Regions from separate parts of the Homo sapiens genome. Here region 2 is linked to region 1. The links are chromatin contacts, found by Hi-C or POLR2A ChIA-PET in ENCODE. All regions are on one chromosome and are shown on one strand. Each heading gives the region's core, a stretch centred on a gene start or an enhancer-like site at or near the end of the contact. The rest is flanking DNA. Distances are from core to core; before and after follow the strand shown. Region 1 holds the start of MRGBP (MRG domain binding protein). Region 2 holds the start of TCEA2 (transcription elongation factor A2).

Region 1 (4,083 bases), core at 713-3,212:
ATTTCTTCTTTTTGTGAACAGCGCCTGCCACAGCTGGGCTTTCCAGACAGACCCAGGGAGGGCAGAACCAGCGGCAGCAGATGCAGGAGTCAGGAAGACCCACCGGGGCCAGCATCACTAAGGCGGGCCCTGAGGACCGGGCAGCCCTGGTGACACACACCTGTGGGCTCCGCCTGCCCAGCACGGCCTGCAGTCTCACCATGAGACTGCGTTCCCCAAGGCGGCATGCAGAGGGCACAGTGACAGCCCTGGGGAAAGGCCGCAGGCACCTCGAGTTCTCATCCACGTGGCAGGAGCCCATGGACACCGAGGGTGTCGGTTGGGAGCGCCACAGGCACAGAACCAGGCAAAGAAGAAGAGAGTGCTTGCCAGGCACTGCCCTCCTGAGGTCGCACAGACCAGAGGGAGAGACCTATGTCATACTGATGGCCGGTGTGGCCCTGAGTCCAACGTGGCTGGCACAGACTCTCCACCAGCACAGGTCCCCACTCCTCCTGGTCACCTGACCCCTGACCCCCACCCCACTCTCCAAGTACACCACCTTCTTTGAGCTCCTGGACCCACCACCTCCTGCTGCCACAGGGCCTGGAACACCCACCTGTCTCTTCTGGCCACCCTGCTTACCTAGTTAACCCGCTCGCCCGTCACACAGTGCCAGCTCCAAGCTCTGCGAGGACTGGAACTCTACTTGTCTGACTCCCACAGAAGTCACCAAATTCACCTTGGTGTGACTCAGATAGGGTCACCCTCTGCCTAAAGCACTTCGGGGGCCTCCCAGGAGGCTGACAATGGCCTAAGGGCCCGGGACTCTGCATCCTTCCCTCCCTCCCCAGGGTCTCAGCTGGAGACTCTGGCCCAGCACCCAGTCTAAAGCAGAGCCCCTGAAAAGCTAGCCAGCTGCTAGCACTGTGTTTGTGCTTTCCATGACAGGCTCTGGAGCCCCGGGATGTCCTCCTTAAGGACGAGCCTCACTGCAGGGGTCTCTGCCCAGGGGACCCCAGCAGGCACGGAGGGGCCTCTGCCCAGCTCAGGCTGACCCTGAGAGCTCACTGCAGACCCCAGCAGGCATGGAGGGGCCTCTACTCTGCCCAGCAGACCCCAGCAGACATGGAGGGGCCTCTGCCCAGCTCAGGCTGACTCTCAGAGAGCGGTGTGCGGGTTCGTGCCCCCATCGGGCGGCACAGGGAGGGCGGTTGGGCTCACCAGCGCCTGCATGTCGTACATGGTGCTCAGATGGTCCCAGATGACCTTGGATGGGACCTGCCGCCCGATGTTCTGGCTGAACTTGTCCCGAATACAAATCATGTGGAAGTGTCGGTTCACACCTGAGGGGAGGAGGGGCGGCGGGATAACCGGTGAGCGGTGAGGAGAAAGGGGATGGAGGGGACGGGCTGCCCTGGGGACTGGAGGGGCAAGGGTGGCTGCGGAGAGATGGGGAGGGCCAGGGTGTGGAGGGGCTGTGGGGGGGCAGGGCTGGGTGGTGTGTGTGGGAGGGGGTGGGCTGTCCCGGGGCGGGGGTGGGGGTGGGGCACTGCGGGCTGGGACCTCGCGGTCTCACGGGGGTAGGGGTCGTGGGCGGGGTCCGGGGCGGGGTCCGAAGGGCGCGTGGGAGGGGGCGGGGGTCCCGGGACGGGTGTGGCGGCGGTGTCACGGCCCGGGCTCGGCGGGGAGCGTGGGGGCGAGGGTGTCGCGAGCGCAGGCCCCGCCCCGCCCCGCCGGTTGCCCGCCCCGCCCCCACGCGCGTCCGCAGCCTGGGCGCTCACCGACGGGCTTGTGGCCCAGCATGGCGTGGAAGAGGCACACCTCCACCTCGGGGCTCCACACCACTGTCTCCTCCGCCGGGCTGGTGGCCGCCTCCCCCGGGCCCTTGTCGCCTGCGGCGCCCCCGCCGCCCACCTCGGCCTCTCCCATGGCCGCGGCCCGGCCGAGCAAGGAGCCCCCGGCGGGAGCAGGCGCGGCCACGAGCTCCGCGCAGGCGCACTCGGGGGCGGGCGCGCGCTCCGCCGGGTACGCGCTCGGGCTCACGCGCCGGCGTCGGCGCAGGCGCAGCCGAGGTCTCGGGTCCCTTCCCGCCGGGGACTCCGCCCTGCTCCGCCCCGCGCGGGGGTTCTTAAAACGTGTTCCTCTTTAAAGCACAGTAAGAAATACACTGCACCCAAACAAAAAAGTCTGTGCTTCAAAGGAAACCATCAGAAAAGTGAAAAGACGACCCACAGATGAGAGAAAATATTTGCAAATCCTATATCTGATAATGAACTTCCTTGTAGAAGGTATAAATAATTCTTATAACTCGATAATAAAAAGACAATCTAACTATAAAACGGCTAAGGATTTGGATACACATTTTTCCAAAGAAGATGTACAGATGGGCCGGGCGCGGTGGCTCACGCCTGTAATCCCAGCACTTTGGGGGGCCGAGGCGGGCGGATCACCTGAGGTCAGGAGTTCGAGACAAGCCTGGCCAACATCGTATAACCCCGTCTCTACTAAAAATACAAAAAAAGTAGCCGGGCGTAGTGGCGGGCGCCTGTAATCCCAGTTACTCGGGAGGCTGAGGCAGGAGAATCGCTTGAACCCGGGAGGCAGTGAGCCGAGATCGCGCCATTGCAATCCAGCCTGGGCAACAAGAGCGAAACTCCGACTCGAAAAAAAAAAAAAGATGTACAGATATGGCTAATGAGCACCATCGGTCACGCGAAACTAGAATCAGCCCGCGTGGGGACCCCCTGCCCCGCCGAGACCGCCACAACCACGCGGCCGGGGTGACGAGTGCTGCGAGGGTCAGGGCTCGGGACCCTCGTGCGGTCGTGCTGTGCGGTCAGATGGGCCGCTGCTGCGAAAGACAGTCTGGCCGTTCCTTCAACGATGGAACCGTCTCCCTAGGAAGCAGCAGCTCCGTGGCGGGCGCCCGCGGCAGTGGAACAAGACACAGGTTCAGGCTGGGACCCGCAGCCGCGAGGCAAGCGCCGCCCCCAACCCGGGGCTGAACCTGCGAGGGGCGCCCGGAGCGCGGGCACCCGCACGGCGCAGCCGCGTTCAGCCTAAAAGCAGCGAGCGCGGACTGCGGCAGCGTGGGTGCGGGCTGAGACGAAAGTCAGAGAATTCAGACACGAAAATACACAGCATGGGAATCCATTCACAGGAAGAGCCAGAACTGGCAACTCCATAGGAATAGAAAGTAGATGCACGGTTGCCGGGGACGGGGGAGGGGGAGGGAAACGCGAGTCACTGCGGATGGGGACCGGCTTCTTTTTTGTTTGTTTTTGAGGCAGAGTCTCGCTCTGTTGCCCGGGCTGGGGTGCAATGGCACGATCTCGCCTCACTGCAACCTCTGCCTCTTGGGTTCAAGCGATTCTACTGCCTCAGACTCCCGGGTAGCTGGGACTACAGGCGCTCACCACGGCCGGCTAATTTTTGTATTTTTAGTAGAGACGCGGTTTCACTATGTTGGCCAGGCTGGTCTCGAACTCTTGACCTCAGGTGATCCTTCCTCCTCGGCCTCTCAAAGTGCTGGGATTACAGGCTTGAGCCACCGCGCCCGGCCGGGCCCAGCTTCATTTTAAGGAGGTGAAATGCTCTGGAATTAGATAGTGGCCACGGTTGCTCGCAACAAAACCCCACCGAATCGTGCGCTTTAAGCGGGTGAACTTAACGGTCTCAATAAAGATGTTAAGGAAAAAACAAAACCAGAAACCCCACAATTACTGCAGGCATAGGGCTCGCTGCCCGGGTCTGGGTGCGGGACGGAGGGGCTCACGCCCGCCCCCAGAGTCCAGCGCCTGCTGGGAGAAAGGGCAAGTAGGGGGTCCGGCCCTGCCGGCCTTGACCGCCTGCCTCCGACTCCCGGCCGCCGCGCAGCCCAAGCTCTGGGGAAGCGTTAACCGCGGGTCGCTGCGGAGGCCCCACCGCGGGGCGGGGCCGGGGCCGGACGGTGAAGAGGGGGCGAGATCAGGGCGGGGCCTAGGCTGGGGCCGGGCGGGGAAGCGCTCGGGAGGGCGGCTCGGGGGCGGGTCAGGGGCGGGGCCGCCAGGTCAAAACGCATCCATGACGAGCTTAAGGCGGCCTCCAATCAAGGCCGCCGCG
Region 2 (4,083 bases), core at 501-3,000, 1.3 Mb before region 1:
GCTCCATGACCCATCTTTGCTTCTCCCACCTACAGCTTTTATCGTTTGTGTTTTGTCTCCTTTAAGAAGGGGAACAACTCCATTCTCGGGTCATCTCTGGAAACAGCTATGAATGGTTCGCAGACCCCTACTTTGTGCTGACCAGTTTTCCGGGGTGTGTGTGAACGCAATGATGGGGGTGCTGCACCCAGCAGGAATGAGTGGGAGCCCACCCCTTCCCAGGGCAGACCCCAGTCCAGAACGCTGGTCACAGGAACCCAGACTCAACCCTGCTCAGCCCAAAAAGCTTCCCCCAAACCCCCACTGCAGTCACACAGCCCTGGGGTGGCTGCACAAATCACCCAAAGCCCATGACTCAGCCACCTTCACCGCCCTGGGCTGGCCTGGCAGACACACAGCTGGCCCTGCCCCAGGAGTTCACAGTCTGGGTGGGAAAGCACAGGTCACGTTTATTGAGCCAGCCAGGAGCTCCAAATGACCTGCGGCCAGACCCCTCCCCACCCCCCAGGAGGCAGGCAGCATCCTCTAAAGATGCTTCTGTGGGAGGGTGCAGAGGTTGCCAAGGTCATGACGCTGGAACTGGACCCCCACTGACCTGGCCCCTTCAAAGTCCTCACACACAGCCTCCTCCAAAGTCTCGCTGTGGCCGCAAGACAACAGAGGCCCAGGCCGCAGTGAACAGAGCCGGCCAGAGGCTCCAGCGCCCAGACACTCCCAGAGGAGGCTTGCCCGACCTCCTGGCTCTTATATAAGCACACCGGCTCTTTTCGGAGGGTGTCCACATAACTACCCACAACCCAAGTTGCTGCGGGCTAAGTCCTGGCTAAAGAAGGGAGAGAATTTATTAGAGAAACCTGGTTCTTGTGGGGTGGGGACAGACAGGGAAGAAAATGGGCCCACAGGCAAGACAGGTATCTGGCTGGCCTGTGAAGGAGGATGACAAGGGCTGGGAAGAGGCAGGGGAGGCACGGAAGCTCCAGAAGAAAAGGGGATCCAACCTCAGACTCCAAACTGTTGCCGGCGACAAATGCTATGGGAGACGGAGGGTGACAAACGCTGTAAGAGACGGAGCGTGGGAGAGGGCTGAGTTGGGGGGCGGGGCTCGGCCTGTGAGGATGCCCAGGCCGGGATGGAGGAAGGCAAGGGGCTGGCGCGGCCCGCAGAGGAGGCCCGAACACCCCGGGGGCTCCGAGAGGCGGGACAGGGCCAAGGAAGGAGTCGACGGGCCAGGCTGGGGGTCTGGAGTTAAGGGACAGGGAAGGGTGCGGAGCCTGTGACTGCGGGCGAGGGAGGGGTCTGAGTCCAGAGCGGGTGGCTCTCCCGGGACAAGGTCCAGGCCTGATCGCGGCCTCTGCCGGGGTTGCGGGAGTGAACGGCAGGGCTGGCCCGGGGCAGGGGTCTCGGCCACGGGTGGGGGTCTCCCCTGCGTCCCGGTTAGTCTCTGCCGGGGAGGGGTCTCGTCCTGCCCCTCAGGTCGTCTTCCGGCCCTAACGGGGGTCGGCGGGCTCGACGGGGTCTCGGCGGGGCGGGGTTCCCGGGGTCCTGGCGGCCCGCGCCCCTCACCGCGCTCTTCTTGGTCACCATCTTGTCCAGCCTCCGGGCGATCCGCGCAATCTCCTCTTCCTTGCCCATCATCGCCTCAGGAGCAGCGACCCCCGCGCCCGTCGCGCCCGCCTCCGCAGCCGGGCAGGACCCCGGCCCCGGCCGTCGCCACCTCCCACACCCGCCGCAGCCGACGCAGCCCCGCCGCGGACGACAGACCCCCGGTTCAAACCCTCGGCCCCGCGGCCGCGCGCGGCATCCTAGGATGCGTAGTCCACGCGCCCGCCTGCCGCGCCCGCCGCGCCCGCGCTCTGGACCACAACTCCCAGGCGCCACGCGGCGCGCACAGCCTCCTGGGAAGTGTAGTCCTGACCCACCGTCGCCAGTGACTCGTGATCCCACAATACCCCGCGAGGGAGGCGCCCCGGGCACGCCCCTCCCAGAGCTCAGACATCCCGGAGCGACCGGGCCCCAGGAGGCCCAGGAATCTGCTCCCTTCTCTCCTCCTGCTTCGGGCCTTGCTGTCCCGCGGCGTCCTTCGGTGGGTGGCTCAGGACCCAGTGCCCTCAGCCCTTCTCTTGGGCCCCGCTGAGCCCTGCGCGCGCCCCACTTGGCCTAGAAGGCCGTCCCCAGCCTCCCAGAGCCCAGTTTGGGTCATTCGGGCTTCTGAGTAGAGTTACTTCTTCAAGAGGCCCGCGCACACTGGGAGGCCTCTTGTGGGGCCCTGCAGGTGTGAGCGCGCGGTAGCTGGACGTGGCGTCTGGAAGGGGCCATTGCTGGGGTTCGCGAAGTGCGGGGGCCTCTGCCGAGGCTGCGTGGGCAAGGCCCCTGCCTGCAAAGTCAGCTACCAGGGAGCAGATTCTGGGCTCTGCACGTTGACCACTGTGTCTCAGTCTCCCCACCTGTGAAACTGGAGTTAAGTGTCCGCCTCACAGGGCTCCCGTCAAGATGATGTCAGCTGATTCACATCACATGCCTGAGAACAGAGAGGGGATGGAGCATGACAATTAGTGTTCATTGACATTGTTGTTGGAGGTCCCTAGGTAGGGCCAGACTGCAGGCAGCCAGAGAGATGGCCCAGGCCTAGGGAGGGTTGAGGACGGGGACAGGTGCAGGGCCAGCATCCCCACCACTGCCTGGCAGCTCCCCAGTAATGCAGATGCTGGGTGGTTTCCTGGAGAGGGCACAATCCTGGGGGAGGGTGTGGATCAAGGAGCCTGTAGTCATTCAAGTTCAGGCCAACGAACTATGAGGCCAGGTGGCAGGTGGAATGGGCTGAGCATTTCTTGGGCTGTCTGTGGCACTAATCACATATAACTGAGCTTCCCCGCAGCCAAAATGAAAAGGAAAATATGGTCAGTTAAGAGACTCATCTTAGCCGGGCAATAGTGGCTCATGCCTGTAATCCCAGCGCTTTGGGAGGCCCAGGCGGGTGGATCACCTGAGGTCAGGAGTTCGAGACCAGCCTGGCCAATATGGTGAAACCCCGTCTCTACAAAGAATACAAAAACTAGCCAGGTGTGGTGCCGGGCACCTGTAATCTCAGCTACTTGGGAGGCTAAGGCAGGAGAATTGCTGGAACCCGGAAGGCGGAGGTTGCAGTGAGCCAAGATAGCACCATTGCACTCCAGCCCTGGCCAACAACAGCGAGACTCCGTCTCAAAAGAAAAAAAAAGAGAGAGAGAGACTCATCTTGGTTGGGCACAGTAGCTCACCCCTGTAATCCCACCACTTTGGGAGGCTGAGGTGGGCGGATTATCTGAGGTCAGGAGTTCCAGACCAGCCTGGCCAACATGGTGAAACCCTGTCTCTGCTAGAAATACAAAAATTAGACCGGGCATGGTGGCTCATGCCTGTAATCCCAGCACTTTGGGAGGCCAAGGCAGACGGATCACGAGGTCAGGAGATCGAGACCATACTGGCTAACACGGTGAAACCCCATCTCTACTAAAAATACAAAAAATTAGCCGGGCGTGGTGGCGGACGCCTGTAGTCCCAGCTACTCCGCAGGCTGAGGCAGAAGAATGGCATGAACCCAGGAGGCGGAGCTTGCAGTGAGCGGCGATCATGCCACTGCACTCCAGCCTGGGCAACAGAGCAAGACTCCATCTCAAAAACAAACAACAACAAAAAAAAAATTAGCCGGGCGTGGTGGCACATGCCTGTAATCCCAGCTACTTGTGAGGCTGAGGCAGGAGAATCACTTGAACCCAGGAGGCGGAGGTTGCAGTGAGCCCAGATTGTGCCACTGCACTCCAGCCTGGGTGACAGAGTGAGACTGTCTCCAAAAAAAAAAAAAAAAAAAAAAAGACTCAGGCTGGGCGCGGTGGCTCATGCTTGTAATCCTAGCACTTTGGGAGGTGGACTGCCTGAGCTCAGGAGTTTGAGACCAGCCTGGGCAACAGGGTGAAACCCCGTCTCTACTAAAATACAAAAAAACAAAAAAAAATTAGCCGGGCATGGCGGCATGCGCCTGTAGTCCCAACTACTCAGGAGGCTGAGGCAGGAGAATCGCTTGAATCCGGGAGGCGGAGCTGGCAG

The links. Hi-C counts contacts between places; a loop is a spot of excess contacts on that map. ChIA-PET counts read pairs that join two places held with the same protein, here RNA polymerase II (POLR2A). Pooled maps may share reads with other maps.
Region 2: a pooled map shows a loop between it and region 1 (5-fold over the local background). The contact joins the promoter of TCEA2 here to the promoter of MRGBP in region 1. A Hi-C loop is called at or near these places in 2 of 37 single-sample maps with no recorded cell type and 8 of 50 pooled maps. POLR2A ChIA-PET finds 5 or more read pairs at or near these places in 1 of 52 experiments (Caco-2).

The regions. Positions count from the first base shown.
Region 1 is chr20:62,794,352-62,798,434 of GRCh38, reverse strand. MRGBP (MRG domain binding protein) reads right to left here and starts at 1,962. Exons shown (of 5, transcript NM_018270.6): 1 at 1,764-1,962; 2 at 1,204-1,325. The coding sequence starts at 1,911. RefSeq lists silencers at 1,656-2,195, 3,657-4,083 and an enhancer at 2,819-3,365.
Region 2 is chr20:64,060,865-64,064,947 of GRCh38, reverse strand. TCEA2 (transcription elongation factor A2) reads right to left here and starts at 1,750. Exons shown (of 10, transcript NM_003195.6): 1 at 1,564-1,750. The coding sequence starts at 1,635. RefSeq lists a silencer at 1,490-1,849 and enhancers at 2,180-2,229, 2,240-2,369.